2 separate regions of the Homo sapiens genome follow, and region 1 is linked to region 2. Evidence: chromatin loops called from intact Hi-C (ENCODE). Cell type or tissue: heart left ventricle. All regions are shown on one strand. Each heading gives the region's core, and the rest is flanking DNA. Links, peaks and the distances in the headings are about the cores only. Region 1 has its middle 10 kb from the start of GRIP1. Region 2 has its middle 49 kb from the start of CAND1.

The links. A loop is a pair of places that touch in the nucleus more often than their neighbours do. Peaks named below come from ENCODE experiments on the same cell type or tissue, not always from the same donor. Only the 100,000 strongest peaks of a DNase experiment are listed, where the experiment ranks them.
Region 1: it touches region 2 in a loop (9-fold over the local background); 10 of 110 quality-filtered maps call a loop at or near these places.

Annotation. Positions count from the first base shown.
Region 1 is chr12:66,687,670-66,690,593 of GRCh38, reverse strand. It overlaps a transcript of GRIP1 not described here. Among named protein-coding and RNA genes, the nearest start is that of GRIP1, 10 kb to the right of the region's middle. RefSeq lists a silencer at 1,453-1,502. In heart left ventricle, for the core only: a CTCF peak has its summit at 1,549; no DNase peak of the experiment used is centred there.
Region 2 is chr12:67,218,841-67,221,764 of GRCh38, reverse strand. No RefSeq gene overlaps it. Among named protein-coding and RNA genes, the nearest start is that of CAND1, 49 kb to the left of the region's middle. In heart left ventricle, for the core only: a CTCF peak has its summit at 1,491; no DNase peak of the experiment used is centred there.

The DNA.
Region 1 (2,924 bases), core at 158-2,657, 530 kb after region 2:
GTGCTTGGTCTAAAAAATTAAAAATAGTACTAAACAATCCAGTAATCCCACTTGCGGGTATATATCCAAAAGAAATGAAATCGGCATCTTGAAAAGACACCTGTACCCTCCGTGTTAATTGCACAGTAGCCAATATGTGGAAACAACCTAAGTGTCCATCAAGAAATGAGTAAATAAAGAAAATATGGTGTATGTGGTGTGTGTGTGTGTGTGTGTGTGTGTAATATTATTGAGCAATGAAAAGAAGGAAATCCTGCCATTTACTACAATATAGATGAGCCTGGAGGATATTATGTTAAGTGAAATAAGCCAGACACAGAAAGACCAATATTATATGATCTCACTTATATGTGGAATCTAAAAAAGTCAAATTTGGCTGGATGTGGTGGTTCACGCCTGTAATCCTAGCACTTCAGGAGACCAAGGCAGGAGGATTGCTTGAGCCCAGGAGTTCAAGACCAGCCTGGGCAATGTAGGGACAGCCCTTCTCTACAGAAAATAGAAGAAATTAGCCATGTGTGATGGCATTTGCCTGTGGTCCCAGCTACTCAGGAGGCTGAGGCAGGAGAATTGTCTGAGCCCTGGAGGCTGAAGCTACAGCAAGCCATGATCACATCCCTGCACTCTAGCCTGGGCAAGAAAGCGAGGCCCTGTCTCAAAAATAAATAAATAAATAAATAAAAATAAATAATTTTAAAATTACAATACATTAAAATGTCCAATTCATAAAAGAGTAAAATGGTGGCTGCCAGAGGTCTGGGAGTGGGGGAAATGGGGAGATGTTGATCAAAGGGTACGAACTTTCAATTACAAAAAGAATAAGTTCTGGAGATCTAATGTACAGCATGGTGACTATAGTTAATAATACTGTATTGTTTACTTGAAATTTGGTAAGAGAGTAGATCTTAAGTACCCTCATGACCCCCGTCACACCCACATCAATGCTGAGTGGTGATGAATATGTTAATTGATTGTGGTCATTTAACAGTGTATATATATATTAAATCATCATGTTGTATACCTTGAATATATACAATTTTTATTTTATGCCAAATACACCTCAGTAAAGCTAGGTAAAAATGTTTCTCCTGCATATGCCTTTTGAAATGTATATATAGACTTAAGCCATGGCTAGCACACAGAGAAGTAAGTGAGTGCTAGCCATGTTGATGATGATCATGATGACAATGACAATGATTGACTTGATTGGTTCCCAGAATTCTGACCAGAACCCAGGTTCCCCTGACCTTCCGCCTGCTTTTCCTGGACTTCGGCTCCCCCTTGGCTTTCCCATGTGCCCCTCGTTTCTTGACAACTCGGCCTCTGTTACTGTCACCAGATACTGTGCTAAATTTTTGGATTACTGTCAACACAAGCTTTGTTATACTCATCTAAGAACTTAGAGGGATCCCATGATCCTTCCTGTCTTTTGATGGGAAACTGGACCGAGGTTGTCTTCAAGTATCTGGCCTCAATTTGGTCGTCTGGTCAGTTCCCAGCCAGCCTGCCTGAGCCCTGCACTCCCATTTCTGATCCTTTGCTGCCCTCTAGTAGCTGCTTGCCTGACTGTGCAGCTGTGCAGACCTGAAAGGGAAGGTGTACTTGCTAGACTGCAGGGGGCTTGTGCACCTGGATGTTAAGAAGGTGCCTGATGAGAGGAAGAGACCCAGTGAAGAATGTCCTTCAACCCTGACTTCTTTTATCTTTTCCATGGTTTTTCACGGCGCCCATTTTTATAGAGCCCTTTTCCCCTTTAGACATTATTAGAGGGTTGTTTCCTCCTTTGAAGGAAAATAAAATGCCTTTCCTTTTTTTTTTTTTTCAGAGTCAGTGATTGGTGATTGAAAGTGTTTGCAAAACATCCCCAAGGAGCACTTTAATGTCATTTTTATGGAAATAAAGTGGAAAATAATAGGCACTGTTTTTTTAAGTGAAAGAAAAGGACCCTTCTGGGTTTTGGTAATGAACTTAGGAAGACAAGATATTATGAGCAGAAACCTTTGAGATTTGGTAAAATGTGAATTTCCTAAGAGAGAAGCACAAGAGTGAGACCTTTTTCTTTGTTGTTTTCTGAGTCTATGCTTCTTATATAACTATATTACAAATGGAATGGACTCTGGAGCCTCCTAATTTTTCAGTGTACACACAAATACACATATATTTGAATATTATTTTCATAGCCAGTCGTACTCTTTGTAAAGCACTTGAAAATTGACAAAGTGCTTTCTTATTTATTATCTAATTTGATCATCACAGCAGCCCAGTGAAATTGGTAAATTCAGTACTGTAACAGAATGGTAGAACTGTAAGGAATTTTAGAGACACAACTGCCTTATTTTGCAGATCAAGAATCTAAAGCTTAAAAAAGAGTATTAGACAAGACTCTTTGATCCCAAGTGACAGAAATCCAACTCCAACTAAATTAGCAAAATGGAGACCATACTGACCGAAGTAACTAAGTCCGGTGTATTAGGGATTTAGAAATGGATGAATCCGGATGTTCCAATGGCATCTCCAGGAATATGTCACTCTCCATCCCTCGACTCTATTTTCCTCTGTCTTGGTATGATTCAAAGTCAGCTTTTCCCATGTGGTGATAAGATAGCAACTCCAAGTACATAGCCTGCCATTCCCAGTGGAATGCAGACTATCTTCTTTGCAGCAGTTCTAACAAAAGTTCTGGGATTACATCTCATTAGCATGGCTTGTGTGACTGCCTATTTCTGGACCAGTCCCCGTGACTAAGGGATTGTATGTTCCACTTAGTCAGCCTTGATACCCATACCTGGAGGGGTAGACGTAGGGGAGTGCCAGCTCCATGCACACCACATGGACCGAGAGTGGGTCCGCAAGAGAAAATTAAGGTGTTATTCCCTGAAGAGGAAGGAGCCCTTGATGCTGTTTAAGCATGAGCAATTCATGTG
Region 2 (2,924 bases), core at 187-2,686:
GATTTCAATGGAGAAGCTAAGATCCTGGCATACCAGAGCCAAATGGTAGCACTTACCTGCCAAAGACAATGAGGACACATTTATAGTAAAGAGTGTGAGGGATAAAGGCATAATCAGAATGTTTGGCCATCAGCTAGGAAAGTGAAATAGATAGACATTATAGTAAAATGTTACTTGATCCTTATAACAGGATTTAAAAAAAATCTAGGTCTCATGGCCAGAAAGTGGACTTGAGTCACCACAATGGAGAGTCAAAGCCCCTTGTCTAGCTTGAATATCTAAACCAGTTCACAAACTCAAATACCTTTGATTGAAGAGGAAGGTAGGCCCCTTGAGAAAGGACCCTGCAATTCAGCCACAAGAATATACTATAAATCTTCTTCCAAGTTTTAATTAAAGAGACTTTGCTTTCACTTACTATAATGACTGCTAAATAGAAAGGAAATACTCAGACCTTGGCTAATACAGCTTATTGCTCTACTCCTGCCGCCACATGGCAGATTGTGCTGAAAACCAGGCCCTGGATCTGATTTTAAGGGTGGCAGTGCTTCAAAGGAAAATGACTGTGCAAACTTGACAGATTTCCTGTGTAAAGATAGGACCTCGATATAAAACAAAATAGGGCTCTGAGATCTGGAACTAGGGCATTTAGATAGATGAGCCTGAGAATCTTTAATGCCTAAGTTCTTCTAAACCCTCTGGCAAGCAAAAGCAGACCCTTCTACTTGCCAGGGAGAGAGGTCTTCCTGTACTTGGAGACTATGTAATGATCTCAGCTGTAGCAAGTGTCTCATGAAATGGTGCCTTTTACTAACATACTGATTCTACCCTTCATTAATCCAGGCTCACCTGGAGTATGACCCCCATAACTAGGGTCATATTTTAGCCAAAGTTGAATAAGGAAATACCCTGCTCCAAAAAGAAATAGCTTACATGTCAAGGGAATTTAATTATGTGGATCATATGCACAATCATGAACCAGAGGAACATGAGAGGGACCACACCTGGAGAACACTGAACTGGGGAGGACCGTGAAATATAAGGCTAGATAGAAGAGAATTTACTGATGGAGACACTCATCTATGTCTCAGGATTCAGTGTTTTGGCAAAGACACCTGGAACCAGTCTTCATAGTCTGCTGGGATGGCCTTTTGAAATTTGGATACAGCAGTAGCTTATAGTAAATGAAGTGAAGATGCCAGAATTTTTTTGGCATAAGATTGGGAAAGAGTTCAGAAGGCTCAAGGATATGGAAATGTTAGAAAGGATTTACTGTATAATACCTGAGGACCCGCCACCCAACTGGTCCCACAGGATATTCCCTTTCTTAAGGCAACAAACAATGTACCCATGAAGGTGTCATCAACATCTTCAAGAAGTTTCATGTTGGCTGTCTTGTAGAGGCTGGAGCTGATGGTGTGTGATGCTGCCATGGAGTTGTGATTTTGGGAAATCGTGAGTATGAACGGATTCATGAGTATGAAGTGGCAGAAGCCAGGTGGCAGCACTGAATCATCAGAGGCAAGCTGGATCTAATTGCCGTAACGAGTAAGGTCAACATATGTTATAGTTTGCACAGGACTGTTTTTGCCTATTTTCCCAGCATATTATTACTAGTGCCAGCTTTCACTCTCAAAAGTGTCCTGGTTTTCACAATCAATCTTTGGTTATCCTAGTTATAAACAGAGAAAAAATGGAGTGGCAATTAAGGTGCCTTGATCCATAGGGATTTAGGGTGATGGCCATTAGATCATAGTGTTTCTACAGTCAAAACAAGAGAACAATGGAGTAAGGTGTTACCTGATTTGTATAACAGTGACAACAACAATACTTTTTAAAAATGAAAGCTGGTGAGTACTGGGCTGATGTCAGCCATTATAATAGAAAATTGCAATATCTCGTTTGCTTTTCAGATCTAAGCCAGTTTATAGTCTTGAGAGCCAACTGATTGAAACACAGGCTGTGTACCCTTGAGGAAGTACCCTGTAATGTCATCATAGGTATCTATTTGTCCATTCATTTCCCAAAGGAATCTGTCATTTTTTTTTCCAGGATAACTGCCAACTGGAGAAAGGAAAATATACAGGCTTTTGGAGGGCCAGGGAAAAAGTAAAATTTATGTAAGTAGTTGATAAATGGAGTCCTGGCCCAAGCCCATCTTAAAGTGGATCCAGTGGTTCCACAGATTCATCTTGTGGTTATTTTCCTGATCCTGAATATATAGCTGAAATAAAAATTCTTGACACAAACAGAACTTTAACATTTGCCCTTATAAAGTCAAGTCCAAAATGTTAGGAGTAGCAAGTGTAAGTCCCTGAAACTGCTACCCATTCTTGGCCAAGATAATAAATGAAAAGCAATACCAATGGAGAGGAATTGTGGAGATTAGTACCAGTGTAAAAGATTTAAAATATGTAGGGATGGTGGTCTCCATCACATCAAGGTTTAATTCTTGCTCCTGCAAAAACCATATGGATAATGAGGGGTAATATTGGAATACCATAAATATGAACAGGTAGTAGCCCCAATTGCAGCTGCCATGCCAAATGTGGTATCTTTATTGGAACAGATCAACATAGTCACTCGTATTCAATATCCAACTATTAATTGGGTAAATGTGTTTTTGCTCAATCTCAATCAGTAGAAAGAATCAAAAGGAGTTTGCTTTTATACAGTAACAAAGTTATTGTCTTGACCCAGAGCTGTGTTACATTTCTTGCTCTCTGTCATAATGTGCCTGCATAGTACTGATTTTCTTGTTATTTCGTGGAACATCACTGGCCTACTATATTGATAACATCATGTTATTTGGATCTTTTGAGCAAGAAGTGGTAAGTACCCTAGATGACTCCCTAGTACTAAATGGTAGGAGATAAGCCCCATGAAGATTCAGAGGACTGCCATGTTGTTTTCTGGAGTCACGG